4 separate regions of the Mus musculus genome follow, and all the other regions are linked to region 2. Evidence: chromatin loops called from intact Hi-C (ENCODE). Cell type or tissue: heart. All regions are shown on one strand. Region 1 has its middle 8.3 kb from the start of Smim34. Region 2 holds the start of 2410124H12Rik (RIKEN cDNA 2410124H12 gene). Region 3 holds the start of Gm29805 (predicted gene, 29805). Region 4 holds the start of 1700048M11Rik (RIKEN cDNA 1700048M11 gene).

Region 1 (8,000 bases), 140 kb after region 2:
CCGTGGACACTTTTCCTGCTGTCTTGAGAGGTCACAAGCCGCTGGCCCGAGCTGTGGCTGCTGCATCCGTGACAGACGCTTGTCGCACAGACTGACGGGAAGGTTTGGAGAGAGTGCTCATGACTAGCTTGTGACATGGTGACCTTGATATTCCTGGCATACAGACCTCCTTTCTCCACAGGAATTCCTGTGCCTTTTAAGGCAGGGAGACCTCAGGCTTTGGAGCTCTCTGTCCTCGGAGAGTAGGGCCTCACCCTCTCTGGCCACTGCAGACTCCTTATCTCTTCCTCTTGTCTCCGCCTCTCAATTTAAAGGGCAGAGGGGAAGAGGCAAGTAAGAAATGAACTGAGCCACAAAATGTCACTGCCCGTTACACTGTAACATCTGATCTCACACACATGGAGAGGTAGGGCCAAGCCAGAGACCATTCTCAGCTCTTCATAGATTCTGTCCCTGTTTTTCATACAGGATTTTTGTTAGAGCTGTACTTTTTGCTGTATTACTTTTTTTTTTTAAGTTGAGGCTTTTAAAACATGGTCTTGTGTTCTCTGTTTTTAAAAAACAATATTGATTTCTTGCTGCTTTATGGCTATGACTGTTTGCCTGCATGTATTTAAGTATACTTCATATGAGCCTGGTTCCTGTAGAGGCCAGGGGCAGGTGTCAGGTCCCCTAGAGTTATGGATGGCTCTAAGCTGCCTTGTGGGTGCTGGGAACTGAACCCAGGTCCCCTGTTGAAGAGTCCATGATCTTAACGGTTATGCCAGTTGTTCTCAACTTGTGGGTTATGACCCCTTTGGGGGGGGGGTCAAACGACACTTTCATAGGAGTTCCCTAAGACCACTGGAAACATAGATATTTATATTATGATTTATAGCAGTTGCAAAAGTACATTTTCGAAGTAGCAACGGAAATAATTTTATAATGGTTGTGTGTGGGGGAGGTGTTACCACAACCTGAGGAACCATATTAGAAGGTTGAGAGTCTCTGTGTTAAGCCATCTCTCCATGCCCGGGGGTGCTGTGTCCACACCACTGTGCTGCTTTGGGAAGAGGAACCTGTGTTTGAGCAACAAGGAGCATGGGACTGATGAGCAGAGCTAGGTCAGCGTGGGAGGATCAGGGGCCCCTCTGATCACAAGTGAGGAGACCAAGCCCCAGAAGGGGACAGGGGTTATCCATGGAGCCCCCTTTCCCGGGGTACTGGTTGGTTTTTGTTTGTTTGTTTGTTTGTTTGTTTGTTTTTTAAATCAACTTGTCAGAAGCAAGGGAAGAGGAGCCTCAGTTGAGAAAACCACCCCCACCAGACTGATCTCCAGGCAAGTCTGCAGTGCGTTTTCTTGATTAATAACTAATATAGGAGGTCTAGCCCTGTCTGGGCAGTGCCACCGAGGGACAGGTGGCCCTACGCTGTAGACTGAAACAGGCTGAGGAGCCCAGGGCAGGCAGACAGTAAGCAGTGTTCCTGGATGGCTCCTGTTCTAGTCCCTGCCTCCAGGTCCCTGCCCTGCTTGACTTCCTTGGTGATGAACTGTAAATGGGATGTGTAAGAAAAATAAGCTCCTTCCTCCCCAAGTCGCTTTTGGTTATGGTCTATAGAGATATAAACAGCAATCAAGCCAGACCAAGACGCTTTCTTAAAGGGGCAGGGGGCTGCTTAATGCCTAGCATCTGCTGTCAGCGGGGAGCACAGGCAAGGTAATGGTGGAATTCTGGCCTCTGTGAGAGAAGCTGGGAAGCCTTCATATGCTGGCACTAATGTTTTGTTGTTGTTGTTCATTAGGTATTTTCTTCATTTACATTTCCAATGCTATCCAAAAAGTCCCCCATACCCTCCCCACCCACTCCCCTCCCCACCCACTCCCACTTCTTGGCCCTGGCATTCCCCTGTACTGAGGCATATAAAGTTTGCAAGACCAAGGGGCCTCTCTTCCCAGTGATAGCCAACTAGGCCATCTTCTGATACATATGCAGCTAGAGACACGAGCTCTAGGGGTACTGGTTAGTTCATATTGGTTGCAGACCCCTTTAGCTCCTTGGGTACTTTCTCTAGCTCCTCCATTTGGGGCCCTGTGTTCCATCCAATAGCTGACTGTGAGCATCCACTTCTGTGTTTGCTAGGCACCAGCATAGCCTCACAAGAGACAGCTATATCAAGGTCCTTTCAGCAAAATCTTGCTGGCGTATGCAATGGTGTCAGTGTTTGGAGGCTGATTATGGGATGGATCCCTGGATATGGCAGTCTCTAGATGGTCCAAACTTTGTCTCTGTAACTCCTTCCATGGGTGTTTTGTTCCCAATTCTAAGAAGGGGCAAAGTGCCCCCACTTTGGCCTTCATTCTTCTTGAGTTTCATGTGTTTTGCAAATTGTATCTTGTATCTTGGGTATTCTAAGTTTCTGGGCTAATATCCACTTATCAGTGAGTACATATCATGTGAGTTTTTGTGATTGGGTTACCTCACTCAGGATGATGCCCTCCAGGTCCATCCATTTGCCTAGGAATTTCATAAATTTATTCTTTTTAATTGCTGAGTAGTATTCCATTGTGTAAATGTACCACATTTTCTGTATCCATTCCTCTGTTGAGGGGCATCTGGGTTCTTTCCAGCTTCTGGCTATTATAAATAAGGCTGCTATGAACATAGTGGAGCATGTGTCCTTCTTACCAGTTGGAACATCTTCTGGATATATGCCCAGGAGAGGTATTGTGGGATCCTCCGGTAATACTATGTCCAATTTTCTGAGGAACTGCCAGACTGATTTCCAGAGTGGTTGTACAAGCTTGCAATCCCACCAGCAATGGAGGAGTGTTCCCCTTTCTCCACATCCTCGCCAGCATCTGCTGTCACCTGAACTTTTGATCTTAGCCATTCTGAGTGGTGTGAGGTGGAATCTCAGGGTTGTTTTGATTTGCATTTCCCTGATTACTGAGGATGCTGAACATTTTTTCAGGTGCTTCTCAGACATTCGATATTTCTCAGGTGAGAATTCTTTGTTTAGCTCTGAGCCCCAGTTTTTAATAGGGTTATTTGATTTTCTGGAGTCCACCTTCTTGAGTTCTTTATATATATTGGATATTAGTCCCCTATCTGATTTAGGATTGGTAAAGTTCCTTTCCCAGTCTGTTGGTGGCCTTTTTGTCTTATTGACAGTGTCTTTTATGCTGGCACTAATTTAATTGTTAAGCATCGTTACTGCTACCATCATTATTGTGTTATTGGTGTGTGTGTGTGTGGTATGTATGTGTGAGTGGTTGTGTGAGTGTGTTTGTGTGTGTGTGGTGCGTTTGTGTGTGTAAGAGAGTATGTGGTATAGTGTGTGTGTATGCATGGTGTGTGTGTGTGTGGTATGTGTCTGTGTGGTGTGTGTGTGGTGTATGTATGTGTATGTGTGGTGTGTGTGTGTTTGTGTGTGTGCTCGCAGTTTTTGATTTTTTTTGTTTTGTCTGATTGGAATTTGGGAGGGTTCTTTTTCTTTTCTCTTTTTTTTGAGAGAGAGAAAGCATAAAGTTAGTTGGGTAGGGAGTGAATCTAGGAGATATTGGGGGATGGGAAAGAATATGATAAAACTAAATAATTTACTATAAAAATAATAAAATAGAAAAACTAGAGAAAAACAAAAAGTAGATGAAGCCACAAAGAGGTAGGTTGCAAATGAAAAGAATGCTTTTGTCACTTTGCCCCTTTGAATAATATTTGAGTGGTGGATGTTCACTGTACACGATACTGACTCCCAAGGACTTGTTCACACAACTTTGTGTGACTCCGCACCTCCCCCCCCCCATGCCCTGCTTTTCCCTCCCCTCTGGTCCCCAGACAGCTTTGCAGTTTGCTTCAAGCACACACCCATATCTCTCTAGAATCTAGGAACCACAAGTGAGAGAACCTACAGTATTTGTGTTTCTGAGGCTGATTTGAGTCACTAAACACAAGTACTTCCAGCTGTATCCATTTTCCTGGAAACGACTTAACTTTCCCCTTGAACCTGGACGTGGGTCCCCTCACGACACTTTTGTAATTCAACAGTCTGAACGAGTGTCAGCAAGCAGCTGACAGCCTGAAAAAATGGTCAGATTCCCGTCATCTGAAACTACAGGCCAGGTGGCCTATCTTGCGACAAAAATACTAAGTCAGGCTAAAGGAGATAAGCAAAAGCCCGGAGGGCATGACGACCCAGGGAATGCGCGCATGCTCCGTGTGGACCGGCAGGGTCGGTTCCTTCTTGTGTGTGCCGCCACTGGATGCATAAAATAGGTCTCAATGTGAAAGGGACACAGGCAGAGCAGCTGTCACTGCAAGAGCAGAAGTCCCCATGTCTAATTGAGGCCGGGAACGTAGTGGCCTCGAATCGCACAGATTTCCAGAAATACTGGATTTTTACAGGTGCATTAGGGACGTCTGGATGCGGCTGCCCCCTGGTGGCAATTTCGAGGATATTTCTCTAAGCACAGAGCCCTGAGCTGTTGCTAAGGACTGAGGTGATTCTGAGATTCTAAGAGTCTTTAGCCCCTGTTGTGGGACTGACATTCTCATGAACCCACGGTGCTTAGGAGATAGCACCTACTGTACAGAAAGGGATATACCTTCCCCAGGTGTGGTTTGAGACAATTCCTCCATGCGGAGACCTGGGCGTCATAACTCAGTTTTCTGGAAAGTTTCAGAGGCCCCTTTGTGCTGAAACCCCAGCCCTTTCCCCTTGCAGGGATGACGTCATCGTTCTTCCAATCCCTAGGAAGATAACCTCCTGCGCAGGCCTAAGGACCTCACAGCTCCACAAGGGACCACTGGTGCTCTGCCCAGAGAAAGGGCTCCACAGCAGCGTGGCTCTGGATGACCTGAGCTTTCCTCTCAGCCACTCTAGTCTCGCCAGCGCTGAAATTTTAAGCGCATGTCCCTATGCCTGGCATTTTCACATTTTACATAGTCTTGGGATCAAAATGATGTCCTCACGTTTGTAAGGCGGACACTTTGCTGATTAAGCTGCCTCCCCATCTCCCTCATGGACTCACGCTTTCAAAACATGTCATTCGTCATGTGTGGAAGGCGAGTAAGCAGGAGTGTGGAGGAGGCGCTTCACAGCACCAGGGGCCAGGAAACAGGGCCTATGGAACCTGGGACCTGGGCAACCTTCTAAAGGGCCACCTATTGTCACCTACTCCCACCAGCTAGGCCCCAACCCTCATGGCTGCAGAGCCTCCCACACCAAGGCAAGCATTCAAATGATAACGGGGGTGGGGTGGGGAACCTCTCAAACTCAAACCCTAAGAGGCTTACTTTTGGTATTTCGTGCCTTATAGTCTAGGGCATGTGTCTGCGGTTACATTCCAGAGTCGTGCCTCTGCCTCTCCCCCACCCCAACCCCCGTGCTCTGTGCTCTGCCTAATCACCCCTCCCTATCACCTCACCACCTTTCTCCGTCTTTCCCACAGTGTCACAGTCAGAGTCACACACCACATTGTCTTTTCTGAATTGACTTCAGTCAGCAACTGTGTTACGTTTCCTTTGTCTTCTCATAGCTTGAAAATGCCCTCCCTCCTTTCTTCATTTCCGAAGCTGAATAGTGTTCTATCCTCGGAACGCACCGTGGTCTACGTATTCACTTCCTGCCAGCAGGAGTGCCTTGGTGACTTAAAGCTACGTGAACACGGGACTTCTTGAGAGCAGAGGTTTCAGCTCCTCCTAAGGGCTGCCTTGCCGGGTCACAGAGAACAACATGCTCTGCCTTATAAGAACCATGGCCGTCTTTCTATATGACTGCATGATCACGTATCCACACAAGTGCCAAGTGAGAGTTCCTGCTGCCTGCGCTGCCCGAGGACTCGCTGCTGCCAGCCTTCTGTATTCTGGCCGCTCTGGTACTATGTACCCTGCCACGTGTATTCAGTGAAGTTTTACTGGGATAGCGGCACTCTCCTTTGCATATAATCCAAGTCCAATCCCTGGCAAGCATGAAGAGCTGAGTTGGATGCTAAGCAGTCATGTGGCACCCAGCGTCCACTTCTCCCTCGGGGCAGGGTAGCCGGGCCCAATGAACACCGAGCTGGACTGGAGAGAGGAAAGCTTACCCAGGCGTGGGTGGGAGCGGTGCAGTATGGAAAAGAAAACACTCAGGACAGAGAACTGGTTTGTTTATTAGGGGGACCAGGTGGAAAAAGGGGTACTTGTGTCACTGGGGAGGTCTGTGCACCACTTGCCAGGGTAGGGTGTTGGTCGATACTTCATTTGCACACTTGGGGGCTGTAGGGTGTGTGTATTGGGGGACCCTTATAAGGTCAGACAAGGACAGAAACCTGATAACGGTCAGGGTGATGAGCCCTTTTGAGGGTTGATGGTCAGGAAGCTGGCTTTAGTTCCCCAGGTTGGGCGGGAGGAGGTTGCCAGCTCCTGCGGTCCTCATGTTTGAAGTATCCAGGGTGGAAGTTCCCTTGGTCCTTCTTCCTTAACTTATGGTCCCACACTGGTGTAAAAGCCGGGTGCCTCCATATACCTATAACCACGCTGAGGAGCAGAGAGACTGGTAGATCCTTGGGACTTGCCAGCCAGAATGCCTATCTAAAGCAGTGAGTGCCAGACCAACCTGGAGTGAGAATCTAGGTTCCTTAAAAAAACCCAGCTATGTTACATGAATATGTTTTTGTTTTAATCCCAGGTATAGGATAAGAGGTTGCTTCACAGCAGGTGACTATGACTGTCTCCTGCTCTAGGAGGGGCATGACTTTTGGCAGATACAGATAGTTTAATTTTGGGGACTCTTGAGGGGGTATAAATGCAAGCGCCCCAAGAAGGGCTATGGCAGCTGCTGCTCTCCCTCCTGCAGTGGCAGAGGCAGAGGCAGAGGCAGAGGCAGAGGCAGAGGCAGAGGCAGAGGCAGAGAGGCAGAGGCAGAGAGGCAGAGGCAGAGAGGCAGAGGCAGAGAGGCAGAGGCAGAGAGGCAGAGGCAGAGAGGCAGAGGCAGAGAGGCAGAGGCAGAGAGGCAGAGGCAGAGAGGCAGAGGCAGAGAGGCAGAGGCAGAGAGGCAGAGGCAGAGAGGCAGAGGCAGAGAGGCAGAGGCAGAGAGGCAGAGGCAGAGGCAGAGGCAGAGGCAGAGAGGCAGAGGCAGAGGCAGAGGCAGAGGCAGAGGCAGAGGCAGAGGCAGAGGCAGAGGCAGAGGCAGAGGCAGAGGCAGAGGCAGAGGCAGAGGCAGAGGCAGCTGTGGATTCCTGCTGCTACATTTGTAATTGCTGGATATCCTGACTTGCCCCAAAGAACCTGGTAAGCATGACCAGCAGGAAGTAGTCTAAAGAGGCCTCCATCCCCTTTCCCCTCTAAACGTCTTTCTCTCCTTCCTAATGTTGGGGGCTGGAGGGATTGGGTGGAATAAGGGTTACAAGGGTGGTAGATACAGAACACAATAAAGTATGCTAAAAAAAATACACTGACACCAACCAATGAGAAACCTGAGAAAAATAAGGTGGGCACTGATCCAAGAAGACAGAATGTACATTGCATCCATATATCACATATCACACACAACACATCACACACCACACACACCACATCACATATCATATATCACAAATCACACATCACATATCACACACCACACATCACACATCATATTATCACACACTCGCACACCCACATCCACACATACCACATATTACACACTACACATCACATATCACACACCACACATCACACATCATATTATCACACACTCGCACACCCACATCCACACATACCACATATTACACACTACACATCACATATCACACACCACACATCACACATCATATTATCACACACTCGCACACCCACATCCACACATACCACATATTGCACACTACACATCACATACCACACACCACACATCCACACACTACACATCACACATTACACACTACACATCACATCCACACATCACACCACACACCACACATCACATATCCACATATTACACACCACACATCGCATACCATACATCCACACATCACACACCACGCATCATACATTACACATCAC
Region 2 (8,000 bases):
GGCAGCCTGGAGTCACCTATTTCCTGTTTTAGATGTGTATGACCGATTGCTTTAACTTCCTGCTGTCTTGACTTCCCTGCATGATGGAGTGAACCTTTAACTGTGAATTAAAGTAAGCCCGTCCTCCAAATACACCAGTGTTCTATCACAGCAACAAGAAAAGAAACCGAGACCATAATATTTGACTCCCCTGGCAAAGTCATTTCCTGACATGGTATCTATCGGCAATTTACTCTGTCCAAAACATATTGAAGGGTCAGAAAGGGATTTTTTTTTCTCCCTTTTGACTATCTGAGATAACTTTGGTTTCTGTGTTATCTGAGGGTTCTGGTCTCTGGCAGTGGTGGGCAAGCTGAGTAGAGTTCTGAGTTTTCTGATACGGTCTTTTCCTATGTTGTTTATTGAGCTTACACTTCCACATTGCTGTGGATGCTGGTGATGACCAAAGGAAGTCAGGACAGGAACTCACACAGGGCAGGAACTTGGAGGCAGGCGCTGATGCAGAGGCTATGGAGGGATGTTACTTACTAGTTTGCTTCCCCTGGCTTGCTCAGCCTGCTTTCTTATAGGACCCAGGACTACCAGCCCAGGGATGGCACCACCCACAGTGGGCCCTCCCACCCTTGATTACTAATTGAGAAAATGTCTTACAGTTGGATCTCATGCAGTCATTTCCTCAAGGGAGGCTCCTTTCTCTGTGATAACTCCAGCTTGTGTCAAGTTGACACACAAAACCAGCCAGTACACATGTCATCTCTGGGTCCCACTGTGTATATACTCAGTCAGAAATGAACAAAGGCTCTGACGAGAACCTACCTGTTTCTTACACTCTCTCCACGTTACCCAGTCTTTAAGCCCCTTTCTAGGTCATCAGACTAGTGATGGCCTCAGTATGGGGGCTGAGCAGTCTGGTGACTGATGTTCGTATCTGTCTACTATGGTGGGACAGGGCCCGGCTTCAGTGTGAGACTTCCTTCTTCCCTTGAGCCTCTTGGCCTTCTTACTGCTGAAAGTATCTCATCCTTGGACTTCCATAGAGATCCTAGGGCACCCTGGGCTACTATCCAAGATGCTGTTTCCTGCCATCCAGGTACCTGGGAAGCAGATTTGTAACCAGTGGGCAGCTTGGTAAACATGGGTTCAGAGCACAGAAAGTCATTTATCATGGATCATTACTCCAGATACAGAGGTCTGAAGCAGTCATGGCCTCAACATCGCTGTGAGCAAGATGCAGGTACTGCCACTTAGCCACACGGCACAGATACACACAGAAAGATACAGAGACAGAGACACATGCAGATTCAGAGAGAGAGAGAGAGAGAGAGAGAGACATATCATAGACACACAGAGACATACAGACACACAGAAACATAAACATACAGACAGACACACAAGGCATACACACATAGACACACACACAAAATAACTAAATAACTTATTTTTTTTAAAAAAGAAGAAAATGAAGAAAGACACCACCTTTGTGAATCTTCTTATATATTTTGGTAGGATGCCCTTGGCATGATCATGCCTAGGTCCCCGGAACTGCTCCAGGCAAAGAGAAGTTAAAGTTGTAAATCGCACGGCCAGTGTGAATCAGCTGACTTTCAAACAGTCTGGACTCTCCTGGCAGGGCTAATGAGATGATTCTCCCCATCCTTTAAAAATGAAAGAAGTGAGTGGCAGAAGAGGAAGAGACCAGATGGCAAACCCAGGGACTCTGTGGTGTGGGACCCAGGCAGCTTTTAGAAATGAGAGAAGCCAAGCGTGGATGTGGCACGAGCAGGGGAGGCGGCTCAGGCGGGCCACTCTATAACCAAGACCCAGGGGGGACCATGGGTTAAACGGCGAGGGAAACACTAACTTCTCAATACCTCGGACTCTGACCTGATTCAGAGTCAGAAGGGTCTTAGTGATGTAATCAACTTAAAGTGGTCCTACTGGATGGGACGAGAGCCTAGATCTACTTCATTATAAAGAGAAGGAGGCTTGGGACCCAAGACACATGGAAGAGAGGGTCAGAGATGGAGATCAGAATGATGGTCTGCAAACCAAGAAAAGCTAGGAAGAGGCAAGAAGCAATTTGGCTCAGACCTCAAAGGGCCTTGCTGATCTGACTTAATCCTGTGGTCCCCAGAGCTGGAGGGGGAAAAAATGTCCATTGGTTGCTGCCTTCCCTGCCCCTGGCTGATGGTACTGAGTCTCCTGCAGCCTTAGAAAACTCATACTGAGACTTAGCTGCCTGGTCACACCTCAGAGCACAGGCTTAAGCCCTCCCAGAATCCCTTTAAGATAGACACCTTCCTCTGCTGATGCAAAGTGACATCGACCCACGACTGCCTAACCGGCTGCCATATTTCACTAGAGTCAGATGAGTTGCTGTTTCCGGCTGACCTGAAGCCAAGATGAAGGTAGCTTTTTATTTCATGTTTTATTTTTTGCCACCTCTGTTTCTTGTCCAGTGTGTCTCTCATCTATGTGGCAGTGACACCTGTATTAGGTACTATTCTTATCGCTGGGACAGAGTAACAGGCAGAAGTAGTTAAGGGAAAGAGTATTTATCCTGGCTGTAGTTTAAGAGAAGGTATAGCACGTGAGGAATGACATGGGTTCCAGCCGGGACCATTCAGCATTGTTACATGACAGAAATCACAGGCTAGAAGCCCACTGTGAGATCTTCAGTTCAGTTCTGCAGGCTCACTTCCTCTAGCTAGACCCCCAGATGTCCCCCAGACTTTTAAAACAGTGCCATGAGCCAGGCATGTATGAACCCTGTAGCGGGCACGTCACACTCAAACCACAATGTCTTTTAAATACAGTCTCCTAGCCTGAAGCTCTGGGTCCCAACCCCCTAATCCCAGAGTTGCCCTCCAATATCCCCTCCCTACATAACAGTCAGAATCCAAAGAACACATCTCTCCCGCCCAGAAAGATTCTAGAATGATGGCATATTCCCAGATACCACCGGGAGCATTCTAGCCTGGGAACCACCTAGATGGCTGAGCAAGGGAGACACTTGTCACACCTCATGTCCCCGGCTCAAGCTCCAGAACTCACACGGAGAAGGAGAAAAAGACGTCTTTTGATCTCCACCTGTGCACCACAGCATGGGGCGGGGGCGGGGGGGGGGGGGAAAGGGGAGAAGGAGGGAGAGGCGGACCACGCACACACGCACACACACAAAACCATGCTTGATTAATTAATTGAAATAAATTTTTAAAATCCACCTGAACACCTAACAGGAGTGTCTGGCTTAGAACAGAGCCTGCCAGATACTCACCTCATGAGCGCATCCATAGCATCACCTCTTGGGGACTCCAGCAGGGCGAGTGGACAGAACCTCGTGGCGGAGCAAGTAGCGCTCTGGACCCCACCATTCTCCAAGCCAATCGACATCCTCTTCATCCAAACTTCCCTTCTCCTTTCAACTCCTTCTCCTTTCCTCCTTCCTTCTCCCAGCTTCTCTGAAGGCATGTGTGCGCACGCCCGATGTTAAAGAAATGAACGGGACGGCGAGCGATAAACCTCGGGTTTTGGAAGTCTGCCGTTCATCACTAGGGGGAGTGTTTGCACAGCTGGTTCATCTCGACCTTGCAATTTGCTGGTACAGGACTCCAGAGAGGAATGAATTCTAGTCTACGTATATTTAAAAGGAGAGAAAAGGCCACAATTCGTGGCTATAAGAATAAAATCATTCTCTTGAAAGATATCCTGATTGATCCCGAAGAGGCACAATTGCAATTTAGAATGGTTAGAACGCCATTCTAATTTCACGTCCTCTGTTCCTTTTTGTTCTGACCCGGGGAGCAAACAAGAGCTGCTGCCACTGTTGCCAGAATCCATCTACACACCTGGGTTTAGACCCAAGCTTATTGGGGAAATGAGGAAATGCAGTAAGTTGAGGGTTGCCCTCTGGCGGGTTGCTCTCCTGTACTGTTTGTGTAGGCATACTATTATCTTTGGAGTTGTGGGTTGCATTTTAGAGCAGTTTGAGGTTGGTTACATTTTAGAGTAGTTTGAGGTTACAGAAAAGCTGAATGGAAGATGCCCTGAGTGTTACTCCAGTTTCCCATCGCTAACATTTTGCAGCAGTGTGGTTCATTTATTAAAACTAATAAGCCAATGTCGATACACAATGATTAACTAAGTCTGCAAATCACGATAAGATTCATTCTTGGTGTTGTGTGTCCTACACACAATGTACATGTATACATATGTCTGCCTACATACAACACATAGAATAGAGTAAAACAAAACAGCAGTAAAAATGCCTGTGCTCTTCCCACAAAGTACACATACTCAGTACACATAACATGGCTGCTCCTGTTAGCAGTGACATGCTAAGGAACACCCTTTCCATTCCAACATTTTTGGGATCCAAAGACTGACAGCTGGCTGGCTCTCTGTGACAGCCAACAGTGACCTCACTCAGCATCTCGTTCCTGGGGCACAGAACTGTCTCTCACTTATATGGGGGTGTCTTATTTAGCAGCAAAGGAGATGCAGGTTAGGGTTAGGGACCTGGTTCTTTTTGGAAGCCCATCAAGGCTCAGCAGCCACACAAAGAGAAGCAGCTTAAAGCTATATAACATATCAAAAGCAAAACAACTAATTCTGGTTAGGAAAATAGCTCAGTGGTTAGGGCTTTCTGTGCAAGCAACGAGGGACTGCGTTTGAGTCTCTAAACCCACATTAAAATAAAGAAAAGCTGAACGAGACAGTACACGTTCGTTTATAATCCCAGTGCTGGAGAACTGGAGACAGACAGGCAAACCCCAGCCCTTCACTGGCCAGACAGCCTAGCCTGGTAAATGTTAGGCAATGAGAGACCGTCTCAAAAACCAAGATGGCAGCTCCTGAACTGCCCCTCCCCATACACACACATTTGTATGCATGTACATCTGCAAACACACACAGTGCAATTAAAACTTCACAGACATCTGAGACAATAAAGCCATGATTTAAGGAGGAGAAATCCACAAAAAGGTAGAGAAAAAAACTGGGATGCTTTTAGAAATTACAGACCCGTTTCATTCATGCATAGGGAGAGAAAACAGACCAGTGGTGGATTGTGGGTAGGGTTGGGGGGGGGGGAAGAGATGGGGTTGGCAAATGAGACCTGGACCTCTGAGGCATCTGAGGTGAGCTACGTGGACAAGGGTCCAGTCCTGCGGTAGTCAACCCGAAGGAGGAAGACAGGAGAGCTGTTAGCTTCTCATTATGGTCCAGCGATTATTCACCAGGCAAAGTGGCCAGGACCCTCTCAGGTGATGGGTCAGTTGAAAACATTCACAGGGAACCTGTGTTTCTTCCCCCAGAGACGGAAAAGATGGAAGATGCAGACTAAGAGCATGGAGAGCATGGTGAGAGGGCTTGGCAGGAGGCAAGATGACAGCGAATTGATGGCGAGATGGCAGTGCCATCCAAGACAAGGATGCAGCAAGCCCGCTAATGTGGCGCTTGAAGCTCACATGGTGGAGGCTGAAATGGCTCTACACATCTTCGCTGCTTCCAGAGTTTTGCTGTCACTGCAGATCTCGAGGTCCCATGAGGTGGCTTTGTGGGGTTTCCTATCTCATGTATAACTAGGTTAATTGTCCCTGAAAGGAGCAAACTCTTTACAGAAATGCTAAGAAACACTAGGAATCAATTCTATCAAAGCAAATAAAGGTGGACAGTAAAGGCTGACATCCCCCTGCTCCGGGTATAGACAACTGCCAGCCGTGGTGTAGGGGGCTGAGCACAGACGGTAGTTTGAAAATATATAAGCAAACAAATGTCACCTGCCCACTCAGGTCAAGGAGACACCTCACAGTGAGCGAGAAAGTGGCCACTTTCTGCCAGGAAATTGTTATGGAAAGACATTCTGAAATTTGGAATTTGGAAAGACTTCTATCATTAAGTGGTTTTATCGCCCCAAACAGAGATGTATCTGTAAAAGTTCTCCTATCTCATACTTTAAAAATTGAAGACAGTTTTCAGTCAGATGCCTTCAAAGGGCTCCATGGATTGTACTCCTCTGCAAGGTTCATGAAAGTTAAGTAGGCCGGGCAGTAGTGGCTCATGCCTTTAATCCCAGCACTTGGGAGGCAGAGGCAGGCAGATTTCTGAGTTCGAGGCCAGCCTGGTCTACAGAGTGAGTTCCAGGACAGCCAGGGCTATACAGAGAAACCCTGTCTCAAAAAAAAATAAATAAATAAAATAAAAATAAAATAAAAATAATAAATAATAAATAAATAAATGATAAATGATAAATAATAAAAGTTAAGTAATTCTCCTTGATTTTCAAGTGTAACTCGCTGACATGGAAAGGGGCTGACTGCATAAAATAGGAATAATATTCCTCTGTATATGTAGATGGTGTTGAAAATATGAATACTGTAAATTATAAAGCACGGTGCACAATGGTGGCATGCTTTGTCTCTCAAAGGCGAAATGTGTGTTAACGGGGTGGTTTCTGTTGACAAGCAATCAGAAGGAGCACACGAGTTTTTGAGAAGGAAAAAAAAAATTTTCTTCTTATTTTTTTTTTTTATTCCAGGAGTGGATTCTCTGAGGCTCCGCCTGTGACTCTCCTATCGCCACATTCCTCCTGAGCGTGAGAACTATGGGTAGGCCACACCACACCCAGATAAACTATCTTAGACGCTCCGCGCGTCTAGTTTCGTTCCTGTTGCTGGAATAAAATACCTCAGCAAAAGACAACCGGAGGGGGAAGTGTTTGGATCACAAGTCCAGGCTGGAGTCTATCACCGCAGGGAAGTCACAGCATGAACCGGAGGCAGCTAGTTACATCCACAGTCGGGGGGGGGGGGGGCAAAGAGAAGGGGTGCAGGCTCACCACTGCTCAGCTTGCTGCCTCTACCCTACTTTAAAATCTCACAGAACCTTATCCACTTTCAGGTTGCAGCTTCCCACAGCAGTTAGTGTGAGAAGACACGCCCCTCCGGACAGACACGCCTCTCCAGACAGACACGCCCCTCCGGACAGACACGCCCCTCCAGACAGACACGCCCCTCCGGACATGCACGTGGGCCTGCCTGAGCTGGACAAGCCCTCACTGTGACCCTCTTCCCAGGTGACTCTGCATTGTGCAAGTTGACAACTACATCATAATAAGTAAGACCCAGTCTTTTATTAATTCATTTAACAACTGTTACTGAGACCCTATGTATGTCTAGAACATTCTAGACTATGCAGATCATAACTTGGATAAACATTGTACAATTATGCTAGAAGATAAACAATGAATCACCATTGTAGCTTTCATGCTAGAGAACAGGGGACATGCAAGAAACATTTAAATCTGTGGTCTTCTTCCTTAGGCTGTCAGTACGAATTACAATGTATGTTTTATAGCAGGCGCTAACTTTATCAATAGAGTGGAAGAAACAGAGGTCGTTCATAAAAGGTGTGTTTAAAAATTTGAATTTTTAGTGTATACAACCTAAGAATATTACTATATGTTATCAACATATCTTCATATTCATGTATGACGTGTGAATATATCTTTATAGACCATATTGCATATAGTATATATTTGGTCCTATAGGTGATAGCCAAGTTGTGATATGTTGTAAATATTATATGTTGGTTAACTCCTATTAATGTATATGCATCTGCCATAGCTCTATGCATATACTTTCTTACCATGTGTGTATTTCCTAGTACACACAGCATATGCCACATTCATATATGGAAATTCTCTTTCTGTTCACTATCTCAGGTTCCTAGAAGACAAACTCCTTCACATTCCCTGTCACTTTAAACACTCAGACCCCCAAACACAAGGAAGTTTCCCAAGCCCAGAACTCTGCCTGGCTGTCACTCCGCACCAGTCTCTAGCCCTTGTGCTGGGCACACTGCAGGGTGCATACTCCTGTCTCTCCATGCAGGCTAGTCTAGCACACAATGGAGCTTCAGAGGAGGTTGTACAGATTCGTTTGTAGACTGAAAGACCTGCCCTAAATGTAAGTAGCACCATTCCAGGCTGGGGTCCCCAG
Region 3 (8,000 bases), 93 kb after region 2:
CGGTAGATGTTGAGCCTCTGGCTATCCACCGCTGGTTTTCCACCATGCTTGTCCTACCACACACATGCACCAGTTGTCATGCACGCTTCCCTTAGAATATTACCTCAGTGCCCAGCCCAGCCGGCTCCGCCATGCTGTCTACCCCACGAGGACAAGGCTGTCTCTATCCTGCTCCTTGGTGCTCCAGTCATGGGCGGTTATCACCGTGCCTGGCCCACCATGCTCTACAGATACTGATGAGTAATTAGCCAACTCAGTATTTGTCTTAGTCGGGGTTTCTATTCCTGCACAAAACATCATGACCAAGAAACAAGTTGGGGAGGAAAGGGTTTATTCAGCTCACACTTCCACATTGCTGTTCATCACCAAAGGAAGTCAGGACTGGAACTCAAGCAGGGCAGGAAGCAGGAGCTGATGCAGAGACCTTGGAGGGATGTTACTGGCTTGCTTCCCCAGCCTGCTCTCTTATAGAACCCAAGACAACCAGCCCAGTGATGGTACCACCTATAAGGGGCCTTTCCCCCATTGATCACTAATTAAGAAAATGCCCCACAGCTAGATCTCATGGAGGCATTTCCTCAACTGAAACTCCTTACTTTGTGATAACTCCAGCTGTGTCAAGTTGACACAAACCCAGCCAGTTCATCATTGTTTTACAAATACTTATTAATGCCTCCTTCCCAGAACAGCAAAGCTCGTCTGCTGGGTCCCATTGTGCCCCACTCTTCCTTGTAATGACCGTTGCCTTTTCAGCTTAATTATTTGTCTTCTTTATTTGAACCTAAATTGGCTGGTCATGTGTTTATAAAAAGATAGAAAGAGAGGGAATATGTTTGTGGAGGTGTAATCAGGTATGGGGGAAGGGGGTGCCTCTTTGAGCCCATGCTGAGGCATCCCTTCCCCAAGGGACCAGCCACACAATGCAGGGCATGGGGAGGGGAGTCAAGAGGGTAGTAGAGGCAGGGCAAGGCAGAGAGAGAGAGAGAGAGAGAGAGAGAGAGAGAAGTGGAGGCCAGCCATGAGCACGTGGAGGGGGCAGGGAGAGAATGAGGAGAGAGGGGGGAAGGGGTGAGAGGACAGAGAGGGAGCAGGAAGGCAAGAGCAAGAGAGAAAAGGGGGGCAAGCAGCCCCTTTTGTAGTGAGTCAGGCACACCTGGCTATTGCCAGGTAACTGTGGGGCAGAGCCTAGACAAAATGCTAACATCTGGAAACTGGATTTTGGATAGGCAGCTAATGGCTGATAGTAGACATTGAACATATTTGATGAATACTAAATTGATTAGAATGATTGATGGATGGATCCTTGGATGGATAGATCTGTGGTGGAGAATGAGTAGAATCAATGTGGATGAATGGACAGATGGATGGGAAAGTATGTGGTTGAACACATAGGGGTGGCTGGGTGTTTGGGGTAGGGATGTATGGATAGATGGGTTGGTGACTAGGTGGATGGGTATGGATTGGTGGGGAGGTAGATGGGTGAATGGACAGATAGATAATGAGAATTTTGAAGAATAAAAAATGAGCTGCTTCCGATAAAGAATAGAGAAACAATGAGACCTGTTCCTGTCTCTCTGGCCAGCGAGCCCGTAAGCAGCTCAGTGCTTTAATCCCGCAAACTGTCAGGCTGCTGATGGGACAGGAAATTAAAAGCAGGGATTAGGAGCCTCGATTGTGCAGAGCAGTCACTGAAAAGAAAGGCTGTGTAAAGACCGTCTCTTCTAAGACAGATTGGCCAGAGGGTGAACGACTGGGAAGGACTTGAGAGAACTTTGTTCATTAATGAGACTGCCTGTTCCTGACTGAGAGACCTAGAAACAGAAGTGACAGCAAGCAGCAGCAACACGGGTGTGTGCATCACAGGCGTGTGCATCTGCCCCAAACCGCCAAAGTGCACACAAATGGGAGTCATTTGTGCTATGCCTAGGAAAGACGATTTGACATAAAAATCAGCATATGGGGAGGAAACCCCAAGCCGCGGACAGTGCGTGAGAATTGAAGGAAGGTCTCCATCCCTGTCATCTACTCTGAGAGACATGGAAGAGACGCAAAGAGGTGGCCGCATCTAAACATGATGCTGTTATACGGAAGAGAGGAGTAGGGTCTATCTCTGAGTGTGAGTGTTCTAAATATTTTCTAGAAGACATTGATGTATCTAATTGTGTATGCGTGTGTGTGTGTGTGTGTGTGTGTGTGTGTGTGTTGAGAGCAATTAAACCCAAAGCCATGCATAGGCCGTGGAAGCGCTTACCTCTGAGCTACACTCCCAGACATAGCAAATAAATAAACAAACAAACAAACAAACAAACCCCAAGGGAGTGAGAGAGATGTCTCAGCAATGAAGAGCCCCAATGCTCTTGCAGGGACCTAGATTCAATCCCTAACACAGCACGGTGCCTGTCAACCATCCATAACTGAAGGTCTGGGGTCCCCAACACCCTCTTGCAACCTTCACAGGCACCTAGTAAACACATGGTGCTCATATGCATGCGCAGGCGAGCGCTCAAACACATAGAGCAAATGGAAATGTAACGAGTCCACTTGGCCCCCAGTCACCTCCTTCAAGGTAGAAATGATCGGTTTCCTATCCACCTAGAACCTGCGTGTTTTGTTTTGTTTTGTTTTTTCCTTCAACAGCATACATACATTTGTCTGTGAAGTGTAGAAACACACGTGGGTATGCAGGGAGTTGTTGGTCTCTGCTGTGGACTTTGGAGATTCTTCCGGGACAGGAACTACGCAGACACCCAGGGCATAAAATGAACCTGCAGCCCTGGCTGGCCATGTTATAAAAGCCATGTTATAAAAGCCATGTTATAAAAGCCATGTTATAAAAGGTAGGTAGGGTTATGCCACTGAATTTTTGGAAATCATGAATTACCAAAACTCCTAAGTTTTTGCTTTTATTTTGTTATGGGAGAACCCATCTTCCTCTCAAGGATACAGGTATTTGAGTCCAACAGGAATGGGGTGTGACTGGTGGCTCTCAGGGAAGCAGAAACAAGAGTCACTAAGAGGCTAAGATCGTAAGAGGGACATCAGCCCTCCTATGACCATTGTCTGGACGCAGCAGACTGCCCAAATTCTTCAAGGTTTAGATGAGCTGAGAATGAAGCCATGCAAGGCCCTGCTAATGACTCTCCTCTCCAGGGAGGAGGGCTCTTCATTCAGACAGGTGACAAAGGCACCCAGAGGGGCTTGTTTTGCTTTAAGCTCCACCCTGGTTGGATTGAGCCCACTGACAGCTGGCTGCATATGCTCATGGGGCTCCTCAAAGTGAGGTGGCAAGTACAGAAGATAGGCTGTGGATAGGCCAGGCAGGGCTCCCGTGGTTGCCATGGTGAGAAGACCCTGGTACCAAGAACAAAACGCTTGGCCCATGGAGAAGGCAGTGTGGCCTGGGGCTCACCCAGCAGGGCTCTGCCAGGTTCTTGGGGCTACCCGAGGGGCACCCTGCCTGCAATACCATGGTAGACTCTTCCCATTAGGGCCAGAGTCACACATGAATGCAGGGACAAATGCACACCTGTGCAGGTTCCTCAGCCACACCTCTGTCACCCAACAGAGGACAGGACCTGACTCTTCTATGTTCACCTAGACCTGGGAGGGAGAGGGAAGACTGACTAATCACACCCCATGGGCCTCTTCCTTCATGCAGGGGTTGCCCGTCCTGAGGCTGTTGGAAATGAGGGAGTTACTCAGGGGCCTGAGTAGAGCTAGCTTCCCTCCATGGCATCCCAACAGCCTAGGGCAGCATCAGGAAGGGGAAGGAGCCTGCATCCTATGGAGATCAGGAAAGGACTTTACCAGAAGAAGAGCTTTGAGCAAAAACGTGAAGGAAATGAGGGTCAGAAGGAACGTACATTCTCAGTAGAATAAAGCAAAGCATATGTCTAGTGTGTCCTGGCACTGCAAGACCTCGTGGCTGGAAGGATGGGGGAGGGGTGTGGCCAGGCACATGGTAGGGTAAGAGGCCATCAGAGGAGGGGAAGAAAGTCAGAAGTGGCTGTCCCCTTCTGAGAGATATCACAGTTGTCAGTGTGTTCCCCACCCCCTGGGGGGCGGGGGGGACAAGATGGAGCTTGAACTAGGGCTCGTTGCTGACTGATGCTAAGATGGCCCTCATGAGTCTCACTCCAGTCCCAGAGTGGACAGTGGACAGACCTTGCAAAACTCTGAGGATGATGGGATGTCTGGCACCCTTGTATTGTGTCCTTCTATGTAGGAAAAAACATTTTAAGATATAGAGCCAATTGACTTTGAGTCCTTCAGAAAGATTCTGGAGTGGACCTGGCCAAATCAGGCTGGCCCTTAAGGACGGCCAGGAACAGCAGCGCCCCCTGCTGGCCAGAAATAAACAAGTGGCTGTTGGAGAGGGGAGACTATTTACAATAGATAGATAGATAGATAGATAGATAGATAGATAGATAGATAGATAGACAGACAGACAGACAGACAGACAGACAGACAGACAGACAGACAGACCTAACCTGGAGCCAACAAGAGCAAACTGCACCTCTGTCCTACCACCACAGGAGAACAGGTTTGTCCAGCAGAGCAGGGGCTAAGGGGAATCTGTGCGGCACTAGCCCTTTAAATATACCATGGTGTTCAAGGAACCTCTTGCAGGTCCTCCTCAGGTGGCCCCGAGAACCTGACAGAGCCCCACTGGGTGAGCATCAGGCTCAGCACAGGCCAAGAGCCTCCTCTTGAGGTAGGCACCAGGGCCTTTTGCCGGCAGCAGCTAACCCAGGCGTCCTGACAACCTATCACGCAGTGCTGCCTGAGGACCTCAGACCTCAGCTGAGACCACAGCTCCAGCTGCCACCTTGATTTCAGCCTCTCGAGACCCTGAAGAGAGGAACCATACCTGAGCTTCTGACCCATGGAAACAGAACTGCTAAGTTTGTGTTGTAGCTTTTAGTTCTGTAATAGTGTGAATCTGTCAGTGATGTGGTCTCGAAGGGGAGCCCTAGAACTCCCTCTGTAGAACAGGCTGGTCTAGAACTTGCACGGATCCCCCTGCTTCTGCGTGCTGAGTGACTCAATTACAGACGAGTACTACTCCTTAAGGCTGCGGACTTCTAATGCCATTAAGTTTCAACACCTGGAGTTTGGAAGGGACACTTTCAAACAAGGTCTCACTCTTTAATTCTTCCACATTGGCTCCTTGATGGCAACATGTGAACTGGGCAGACATATACATTCTATACTTTCAGAAGTTTCACATTTGGCTCTCCATAGGAGATGTGATTGACAGGCCTCAAACAGTCTCATGATCTGGGAGAGAACTGAAGCCCACTGCCTGTAGTTAAGTGGCAATGGTGGCCAATCTGTTTGGCAAGGAGGGGTGACTTGACTGTCCATGGGGACTTCCAGCTGAGACTGTTACAGGTCATCCCAATTTTACCAGACGTGAAGGCAGCATATAAAACTGAGTCTCATTTTGCGCCTTGTATCATAGTCTCACATTCCCTGCTTCCGGTGCAAATCTGCCTGCCTCGATTTTGGGCTTCCTGGACAATCTGAGATAATCTCCCTATCACAAAATCTGTAATGTGACTACACCAATGAACCCTACTCAAATCGCATACTGCAGAGCCTGGGATTAGGGCATGAGTATCTTTGTGGATGGGAGTGGGGTCGGGAGGGGCGTTCAGTCCATTACACAGGGTCCAGGGACACAAGATACCTAAGACTGCAGGCTTGGGGGAGTGCTTTGAGACTGTTGCACTCAGCCACGGGATGTAAGGAAGAACCTGAGACATAGGGAAACACCTGCTTACCTTCTTGAGGTGAGTCTAAAATTATCTCAGGAGGCTATTATAGAACTATAGAGAAATGAAAGGCTCCCCTCTTAGGGCTGGATGTGCCAGCAGTTAAGAGTGCTGGTTCTCTCTCAGAGGACCCACTGGGCCTCACAACTGTCATTGACTCCAGTTCCAGAGGATCAGCACCTTCTTGTGGTCTCTGCTGGTTACTGCACACACACAGGGTGCACAGTACCCATCACATAAAGAGAAAGCAACCTTTTTAAAAGCTGATCTTTTTCTTATAGCTCTGCAGGGTAGGAAGGCCCAGGCCACAGAGCCTATCCATCTGGCAAGGGGCTTCCTCCTGTGCCATGGCTACTGTGACTGGAGGGCTCCCATGGGCAGTGAGTGCCCAACCCACTTTAATAACAAGTCTCACTGGGCAACAACTCCCCTAAGGCAATAAACAAATTCCTTCATTCAGGAGAGCAGAGCCCTCCTAGCAGAACTGCCTCCGACGGGCTCTTCTGAATGACCCTGATGTGGGCGACTGCTGTTCTAGACAGAGCACCTTGAGTTTTCTGGTCTCAGCGATGGGTACCCTGAGCCACCTGGTGACCCAGTCATGAAGTTGCCTGTCTTCCTGCCCCCAGCATCTGTTACATCTAAAGTCCTCCCCATTCTCTTCTCCCTTGAGGATGTGCCCACCACGTTCCACCTCTGAACCTCTTCCTTGGCACGTTCTAGCTTTGTGGCCAGCAGAGCATCCTCAGGCACTCTGCTCACCGCAGTCAAGTGGGCTTTTATGGGGTGAAGGTTGTGTTCCTGACCATCTTCAATGATCAAACTCGGCCTCCTACAGTGCCCCCTCCCACCACCCCGTAGATACTCTTCCCTCTCCCCTTTAGGAGAGCACAGATGTGGTGGGCATGCTCTACACTTCCTTGCCTCTGAATCTTCACCGGCCATACCTTCTGACCTCCCAGACTCTCATCATTCTCCAGACCCTTACCAAGCTTCTTGTCCTTTGAGGAATTGTGCCTGACGCCCGTTGGTCTCACTAGGAAGTCCCTACTCTGGCCAAGGTATTCCCCACACAGTGCTGCCTCTCTGGTCTCCATGGCAACACTGGCTTCCTTTGCCAATTCTCTCAGACCTCCACAGTGTGTTCAACAGAACTCTCTGATTTCCCAGCAGAAGGCCTGGAACGCAATCTCTGCTTGGTGAGTGGCTGTTGGGTGAATTACTTCTATTCAACTCAATTCCCCCCTTTCATTAACCCTTTATAGACCCAGATGTCCTCAGACACCACGGGTCACGCTGAGACTGTGTGGGTGGGAGCCAAGCACCTGTAGTAAATATTTCAGGGAAGTTGTTTTCTCAATGGAGACAATGTATCCAAACATGGAAACTTCAGCCTTTCTTCCCCCAGGTGCTGCCAGGATAGCTTGGTTTTCCTCCCGTGAGCCCTTGGTTATGAAACCGGCACCTGCCCAAGGTCAGCGGAGTTAAACTGAAGCAAGAAATAACTAAACATTGAGAAAGCATTTCAAAGACACGAGAAGTCCACCAACCCAGAAATTATCTGGAAGTGTGCCTGTCTCCGTGGGCCCAGTCTGAGGAGCTGGGACGGAGAGGGCACCTTCATGAGTTTTAAGACCTGCTGTGTGCAACCATCGTGGCTACCTCAGAGAGAAGGATAGCATTCACTCCCAAGGGATTTCCTATAGGGAACCAAGATCAAACTACCCCTGATGTAGAACATCTGCATGCTCACTGGCCAGTTGCCTGACAGAGAGGGTATGTATCCTATCCACAGACTTGCTAGGCAGTGTTCTGTAAAAATACACCAGGGGTGGAGGGTGGGGTGGGGGGTGCAAAGTAAGAGGACTCTGGCAGCCGCGGTGCTTTTGCTGAACTTGACTGAATTCGGTCCCTGGAACCTATGTAAAGGTGGGAGGGGAGGACAAACTCTACCCATGCACCTGGGCAGGGGCACCGCTACGCACATATCATCCACATATGACAAAATCAAATAAGTAATTCAGAAATATGCCATGCTTGAGCACCCTCCCCCTTGTTTAGGAGCCCTTGTCTTGCTGAGTGAGGGGGTAACACAGGAAGAGAGTGAGGAGAAGGGGGGTAAGGGGGTGAGGGGGGCAGGGAGAGGGTAAGATGGTAGAATGCACTGAGGCTTGTGGTTCAAACCAAAACAAATGGCTAATGAGCACAGGAAGATACTCCACA
Region 4 (8,000 bases), 160 kb after region 2:
GTCTCTCGTTATGTATATGCCTAAATGACCCAGTTACTCATTTAATTGCACAATTTAATTAACCTGATCCTCACAACAGCTGCCATGTAGGAGTGACTGGATCTGCATTATACAGATGTGGAAACCTGGGGTGCAAAGCACCTGTGTGGGCTGCTGCTGTGCACAGGGCAGCTAAGACTCAAACGCAGTTCGCAGCTGAGGTGCCACCCACACTGCCTTGTTCGTCACGTGTCCGAGGTAACCCTGCCAGGCAGCTGCTACCCTCAGTTTCCCCATTTGACAGACAAGGAAAGCTGAGAGGTGAATCAAGGTCCGCAGGTTGTCAGTTTGTAAGGACAAGCTTGTGCTCACAACAGCCATGCTTAGCTTGCTTCCTTCTCTCGTTTATGTCTTGTAAGAAAGTCAGTGTGGTAGCACCCAGCAGACTGGCCAGTGTCAGCTATGCACTGCAACAAGAGTGTATTTCAGCACAAGTGGAGGGGAGGCAGGACACCCTATAAAGCATCGTGAGTGTGCAGAGCAGGATAAACAGTAACGGCATATCAATTGGGTATTAGATGACCAGGAAGGAGTGACTAGATGACTAGCAGGAGTGATTCTCATCTAGAAGTAAAACAGGGTTTGGAGCCCCGTTGCTTTGAAGCTTTGGGTAATGACAAGGAAAGCAAGCAAGAGGAAGTTCACTGTAACTGGTGCTCTGGCGGGGCCACACGATATGCAGTTTGGTTTTGCAGCACTAGCACGAGTGTGGAACGAGGCTTTATGGCACACAGACACTTCAGCAGAAAGTCACAGGGCACACTGAGCTTGGAAGCCAGTGGCCCCTGCTGGAATCCTGCTAGTGATGAGGCCTTGAGTGAGCTGCCTTGCTTCCCTGAGCCCAGAGTAGCTCATCAGGACAACAGGTTGAAGGCCTTAAAATGGAGTCACATGTGCTAAAACCACCACATATGCCCGGCCCTTACTGAGAGCATAGAATGAAGCCTGTGTCAAGGCTGAGAGCAATGCAGATGTCCTCAGTTAAACTGATGTCACCACAGTCATTGCCTCTTTATCATCTGAGGAGCAGACTTTGTTCCCTGGCACTCACGGCCATCTGCAGCAGGCTGGGGGATTCACGTACTTGTCCTTGTGGGGGCGGGGCAGCCAGGCTGGAGAACAACTGGAGGCTGGAGGCTTTCTGGGAAGAAGCAAGTGAAAGGAAGGGTAGACATTGTCATGGACCAGTGCAGGGTTGAGCAAAATCACTGCAGACGAGTGCTCTGGAGTAGCCTCTGTGGTGTTGGAGGTGTTAGTCTCTCTGGCCTTTCTGCATCCAGCTACTATACTCTTCCCAAGGGCCAGGGGAGATGTCTGTGGTCTAAAAATGATGCTTTCTTAGAACCAACATGAATGTGGATTAGATGTAAATCACCTCCGCCCTGTGATGTGGTACCTGGTCCCCAGCTGTGGCACTGTTTGGGGAAGTTGTAGGAAGCAAAGAGGCTCATTGTGGGGAATATGTTGAGGGCTACACCCCTGCCCTGGCCTGCCTCCAGTCCTTCCTCCACTGCTGGTGCTGACATTTGGGCAAGCTCCTGTCACCAACGGAGGGAGTGCTGTCCTAGCATGATGCCCTGAGCCCAAGCAAACCCTTCTTATAGTGTTGCTCCTGGAAGGCACTTCGTCCTAGCATGAGAAAAGTAAGGGGCATTCTATGCGAACAGAATCCTTGTCCTTTGGCTCTGCCCAACCCAGCTAGACAATCACACAAGCGGTGCACACTCCTCTCATGGGTGAATGATTTTCTCCCACATGGCAATTACTCTTTCCATACTCAGCAAGGCCAGGTTCAGACAACTACTATGCTCAGGGCAGTGACTTTTATGCTCATTTTATAAACACAGACGAGGCTGGGTTGGCGACTGACACCTAGATAGATACACACACCACCTGTGGTAGAAAGCTGAGACCAGGATGTATCCAGCCTTTGTTACTGTGTGGCTGCTTCCTGTTCCTGTCCTTTATCCCCTCCCTCACCTGTTTCACCTCTTTCCTAACACTCAGTAAGAGAGAAAGAAGGATAGAGGGGAAAGAGGAGTCAGGAAAATCCCTGGACCTAATTCCTTTTGTTTCTTCTTTGACCACTAATATACTGCAACCAACCTTTCTAAATGACCAGCAACCTTCCACCTTGCCTCTTGGGGTCCTAGCGTTTACATCCCCTCTGAAAAGTTCCCAGAATTCCAAATATCATGAAATCACAGAAACTATCTGCAGCTGGCAAAACCACGCCTCTGCTAGAGCACGAGGCAAATCATAGTCAGCCGCTTCGGAGAATCTGAGGGAGCCCTACATCCCCACACCCGGGATTAACATGAAAGCATGTTATAATATAACTTTTAAAAAGAAACCAAAATTCCAGAGCTGTCACTACCCCAGAATCCAAGACTTTCTACCAGGGAGCCCTGTGCCCATCTCTTCTTGGCTCCTCACACCAGGTGGCATTAGGTTGGGCCAGGAGTCCACAGAGATGTCATCAGACTGTCAGGCACTAAAGTTAGAAGTGCATGTGATGGGGGCTGGAGAGATGGGTCAGCGGTTAAGAGCACCGGCTGCTCTTCCAGAGGTCCTGAGTTCAAATCCCAGCAACCACATGGTGGCTCACAACCATCTGTAAATGGATCTGATGCCCTCTGCTGGGGTGTCTGAAGACAGCTACAGTGTACTCACATATAATAAATGAAGAAGAAAGAAAAAGAAAGAAGTGCACGTGGTGGACCTCAGGCACCAGGGCCCAGGGCCCTAGCTTTGTTGGGGGCACAAAGGTCTTTTCATCACAGATCACTAAGGGAAACTCCCCAACAATAAACTCAGAAGCTATGACAGCCGTTTAATGCTGGCCTCTAGTCTGACCTGTGGAGACCAGGTGTTCTCTGGCCCTTTCCCTCTCTTCCTTTCATCTTGGGCTTTGCAGGGTCAGGGGTGTGTGTGAGATTAACAGGGGGCTGCCTGAGGGATGCTGGGGACTTCTCATGGGGGAGCATGGTGACATCTTACGGACACCCAGGGGTAACTGTGCTATTTCCTCACTGCGCCCAGCTGCGGACTCTGGCTGTGGGCTGCACCATCCTGTCTGCCTACTAACTTCTAGCCACTGCTTCCACAACTATTTAAAATACAGCTCCCCACCCCCAGGGTTCATTTACTGACGGCACCAGTGGGTGATCGGCCATCTCCCTCTAGTGGCAGAAGAGTGCACTTGCACAGTAAAAGAAGCATCCTGTTCTCAGGAAAGCACTGGGTTGAGCCCAGCCCTTGGGTCATCTGTATAGTGATGGGCATGGTGGGAGGTGGGGTCCCCGGCCTTGAGTCTGAGGTTCGGCATGCTCAGAGCTGGCTGTGTCCTAACTCTGCAAAGTGAGTAGCAGACAAAGGTTTGAGAAGGGGTGGGGCCACTGGCAGGAGGCGGCACGGAGGGCTTAACTGAGACTTGAGACTTGCTTATAGTCCAGGGTCAGGTGTGAGCACCATCTAAGCAGAGCCAGAGGACCCAAAGCCTTGGCCTCTTCTCATCTCTGCTCCAGGCCAGCCCCAGGCCAGAGTGGGGTCGTCGGAGAGGAAGTGGCTCCCGGGCAAAGGCTGGAGCACCCTCCTTGCGGGATAGGGAGTTCCAGGGAACACAGCCTTTCACCTGTTTGACATCTGCCCTCTGTGAGCTGAGGACCATTCTGTACTTGAATCCCTGATGCTATGTGAACCCTCCCCTGGTTCCCACACAATGGTTGGGACCATCCAGCAATCATAGTTAAAATTTTAATATAAGCAATTTCTTTAAAGTTCATGTTCTACCCAGTGGGCAAGGGTGGCAGACAAGCTACACACTCCCGAAAACTTTCTGTGTGGCCATCTGCAGTGGGCCCCAGCACTTCCCAGCACGCCAGGGCTGGTTCCTGCCTCTTAAGGTGAGAAAGTTAAGCCTCTAAGCACCTTGGTCTCTTAGGTACTGAGCTAGGAAGCTCACCATTGTTTCCTCTCAGATGGGAAAGCATCAGGCTGGTCCAGAAGTAGCTAGTAGCCCAGGCTAGCCTATGACTATCGGCAGTCCTCCAATCTCAGCCTCCTAGGATTACAGATGTGAGCCACCATGCCTCTACAAGACTGATAGCTATGAGTTCTTTCTAGACTGAGCTACTGTGATATTCCATGGCTCTCACCCTCCCTTCAGGAACCCTCCTAGGCTGGCACAGGGTCCAGCCTTCTTGGTTCTGTCATAGACAAGGACACAGCTTCCCTGATGTTACACAGTCAACATGGAAACAAGCTACGCATGAAGAAGCATGCTGGCAAGTGGGGACACGCTGGCCGAGGCTTCTACTGATGCCCCCTTTGCTGAGGACTGTCCCCTACAGCAGTGTTACCGTTGATGTGGGCATGCACATGCACCCTGAATTTTATCATAACTCCACAACCAGAATGTGGCAGAGAAAGGAAGGCTTGAAAAAGTGTTCTCATAGCGTGTTCTGTGTTGGGGATGGGGTGGGGATGGAGGGGAGGGGAGGTAGATAGGAAGGGGGAGAGGGAGGGAAGGCGGGATGGAGAGAGGGAGAGAGAATGCAGACAGCAGTTAAGAATAATGTACTTTATTTCAGTAAACAAAATACTGGTTCTTCTAAAAACATATAAAAATCCACTCTGTCAATCATTTAAGTTAAAGGTCTAGGCCAGAGTGCGGTCCTCTTCTGTGACGTCTTTGTTCTCTCTTCTCTGCTGGAGTCCACCCAAGCTGACATTTAAGTAGGAAAATCTAGAAAGGAAGGGAGACCACAGCAGTAAGGCTAGCGCTGGATAGAAAGGCTCGGGCTTTGCATGCTCCACACCAACTGTGCTTGTGCTCTGAGACGCCAGGGGAGGCTACTGGGCCTGACCTACTAACCGGTGCATCTGGGTTTCCTCCTTTAGTGCAGGCTCTGGACAAGCTGCTAGCCTGACAGACAGGCTAGCTCCCGGGTCAGTTCTACGTGGCTGTGTGCACACTCACGCTTGTGGCCCTGGCTCAATGAAAGCGTGGACATAACAGGCACCGATGAGCTCACACATGATCTTCCCACCCTCCTCTCAGCTGACAGGCATCCTCTGCCTGCATCATAAACCTAGCGGACCCTTCAGCTCAGCTGTCTGCCCTGCTAATCACCTGAAACTGCTAATCACCCCTCCTCCAACTGAGGCTAAGCACTTCCTCCAACTGAGGCTAAGCACTTCCTGGTGGTTTTTGGTTTCCCATCAATAAGACAAATTTTGAAAGGCAAGACTCCACGGTGGTAAGTTACTCTGCCTGGTAAGTTAGTCTGAGGGCCAGCGAGTGGCAGCAAGCATGGATGAGTGGCATACAACAGTGCTCCTATGGTCTCCGTATTGCACGTTTTGGAGGTGGCACAATTGGGGAGTGAGTAAGGTGGTTCGGTTCCCAGATCTGTTCTCTACTGTTCTTTCAGCCTGACATCACCTTGGGGAGTTGTCAGGAGGGCTGAGGCATGACATGCACGGTGAAACGCTTGCCCCAGTCTCGCTGTCACCAAGGAGCCTACTTTACTCGACAGCCCGAGGGAGCTCCGGCTTTCAGAAGCATGGCATCAGGTGGGCAGTGCCGTGACGCCAGAGGCGGTTCCCACGGTGACCTGGAGCTGAGCAGACTATATAAAAATCACCTGTGGGATTTTCAAAGCACCGGCTGCCCAGACTGAACGGTGGACCCAGTGCCCTTTCCTGAGGCTGGGGCCTGGGAAGCTGTGCTCTTAACAAGCAACCCAGGAATCCACACAGCCGAGTATAGAAATTCTGATGTTCAGCTGGGTTCTGGAACCAGAATCTAGAATCTGAAATCCTTGCTCACCATATTTGAATCCTGATACTAAGAAAGGCTCGGAGTTCAGCTTGATACTTTGAAATTCGCACACACAAGTAAATAATCAGGCGTATCTGTGGCAAGGCCTTAAGAAAAGCTCCCAGGGCCCTTGAGTCCTCCACCCCACCCCATGCACACAGAGAGGCACCAGATGCAGTAATACACAAGCCCCAAGCTTGGGCAGGAGCTGCCAGAAAGGGCTGGCTAGGAACACAGGGGCATAAAGGTCTCCGTGATGCAGAAATGCCAAGGGAGCCCAGGGAGAGGACTGGAGACATGGGCAGGTGAGGGAGCACGGTGAGAGGACTGGAGATGTGGGCAGGTGAGGGAGCACGGGGAGAGGACTGGAGACGTGGGCAGGTGAGGGAGTCCGGGGAGAGGACTGGAGATGTGGGCAGGTGAGGTTTGGCCAGATGATGAACAGATTGGAAGGGATCATTTGCCAACAGGGAGCCAGACATCATCCTGAAGATAGCAGGGCTCCTTAATTTGACCTGTCTCCATCTCCTCCTCCACCAAACGTGCATGTCTTAGTACATGGGCTTTTCTGGCCTGTAGCTGGAGTCAGGGTCCTAAGCCAACCCCTCCCACTAAGAAGCACAACAGGCTCGGCGCAGAGGACTGATACTCTAAATGGTCAGAGCGGGGCTGAGGCTCTGGCTTTGCACCCTGGCTGCAGTGCCCATGTGCCCTCTTGCAGCGCCTCAGACCAAGGATGCAGAGATCTCAGGGCACCACACCCTTGGTTGGGCACTGAAGCCCTCTGGAGAGGTTTTGTTTGCAAAGCCCAGTACCTCTAATGTCTCTTCAGCTCGCTTTCTTCTCTGACTGCTTCCTCTTCTCTGCTTGCAGTTTTCCTTCCAGGCTTCTCCTTTGGTACATTTTCACGCCCGCAAAGGCCAGGCACAGGATCAGGGTTTTTGCCGCCAGGATATACAGCAGCAGGGGCACGTGTTCAAGAACCTCAAGGAGAAAGACACAGGCTGATTGCTCTAGCAGTGATGTGGAGTCTCGGTTCCTTCCTTTTGCAAATGTTACCGAGCACCTACAATGTTTCAAGCTGAGGCTAGACTCCTGGACCACAATGGTGTCCTAGTTAGCTTAACTGACAACTTGATACAATCTATAATCATCTGAGAGGAAAGTCTAGATTGGAGATGTCAGGAGCCATCTAGTATAGGCTAAGGCTAGCAGGTGGCCTTCCTGGAGGTGGCCCACCATTTTTGCATGGTCTGTGATGGGTGAGCTCAATGGCAAGGCCCAGAGAAACTTCACCTCAGGATTGCTTCTTGCAGCTGCTCTGCCTTCCCTGTCATCATTAAATTAACAGAGTAGTTTCTTGGCATTGTCTCACCCTATTGATCAGATTTCCGGCAGATCAACATAAGGATAAACTTTCATGAATTAATGCTATTTAGATGAATTAATGATTCTATAGACTTCTTGATTTGATTCAAATTTTAGGAAGTTTTAAAAGAAGGTCTTAGTCACTTTGCTAGAAAGATGTAATAAAGTTAGAATCAAGCACGGAATGTACCCACCCGTCATAATAGTAAGTGAAGGCTGCATAATAAGAAATACAATGAGTTTTCATCGTCACACTAAAAAGAGAAATAAACTTGGGACAGATTGTGTGTAAGGAAAAACGTTTCAGTCCAAGGATAAAGCCACAGGTGTGCACTATGATAAGGCAAGGCCATGAAAAAACTGTGGCTTTGAACTTATAATGAGCATATTATTATGAAACACTGCCTTGAACTTAATATCAACATCCCTCTGTAACTCCCATTTTATGATAACATTTTATCTTTGAGGTAATTTTCTAAGGAACTTTTTGTCTAAGGAGGTATAAAAAGACCAGAGGAAAGAGATACAGTTGTTGATTAAATGGTTTGGCTTGGGGAGCTCTGCCCCATCCATCCATCCATCCATCTAACCATCTATCCATCCATCCAAAGTGTATATGTCTGTTTGTCTATATGTACATGTATAGGTACATGTGTGTATGCATGTAAGCATGCGCAAACACTTGTTGTTTGTGACAGACAATCAATGGCCAGAGTGTGTCTGTGCAGTGTATAAAGCATCTTAATTCTTTTCTTTTCCTTCCTCTCTG

Evidence for each region. Peaks named below come from ENCODE experiments on the same cell type or tissue, not always from the same donor. Only the 100,000 strongest peaks of a DNase experiment are listed, where the experiment ranks them.
Region 1: it touches region 2 in a loop (6-fold over the local background); 18 of 42 quality-filtered maps call a loop at or near these places.
Region 3: it touches region 2 in a loop (6-fold over the local background); 7 of 42 quality-filtered maps call a loop at or near these places.
Region 4: a loop joins it to region 2, with 5 times the contacts of the local background. A loop is called at or near these places in 4 of 42 quality-filtered maps.

The regions. Positions count from the first base shown.
Region 1 is chr16:92,337,553-92,345,552 of GRCm38, reverse strand. No RefSeq gene overlaps it. Among named protein-coding and RNA genes, the nearest start is that of Smim34, 8.3 kb to the right of the region's middle. RefSeq lists enhancers at 1-1,086, 3,538-5,019, 3,536-5,053. In heart, a CTCF peak has its summit at 4,399 (motif pointing left); DNase peaks (open chromatin) are centred at 122 and 4,282; H3K4me3 peaks cover 1,215 bases; H3K27ac peaks cover 5,040 bases.
Region 2 is chr16:92,474,246-92,482,245 of GRCm38, reverse strand. 2410124H12Rik (RIKEN cDNA 2410124H12 gene) reads right to left here and starts at 3,504. Exons shown (of 3, transcript NR_165041.1): 1 at 3,278-3,504. In heart, a CTCF peak has its summit at 3,553; no DNase peak of the experiment used is centred here; H3K4me3 peaks cover 1,074 bases; H3K27ac peaks cover 698 bases; H3K27me3 peaks cover 2,101 bases.
Region 3 is chr16:92,381,589-92,389,588 of GRCm38, reverse strand. Gm29805 (predicted gene, 29805) reads left to right here and starts at 6,906. Exons shown (of 3, transcript NR_105054.1): 1 at 6,906-6,976; 2 at 7,186-7,553. In heart, CTCF peaks have their summits at 4,330 (motif pointing left) and 5,963 (motif pointing left); a DNase peak (open chromatin) is centred at 4,358; H3K27ac peaks cover 1,718 bases.
Region 4 is chr16:92,309,648-92,317,647 of GRCm38, reverse strand. It overlaps Smim11 (small integral membrane protein 11), which reads right to left. Exons shown (of 4, transcript NM_138743.2): 3 at 6,679-6,847; 4 at 4,607-4,786. The coding sequence ends at 6,692. 1700048M11Rik (RIKEN cDNA 1700048M11 gene) reads left to right here and starts at 5,182. Exons shown (of 2, transcript NR_045300.1): 1 at 5,182-5,300. In heart, a CTCF peak has its summit at 3,229 (motif pointing left); a DNase peak (open chromatin) is centred at 3,367.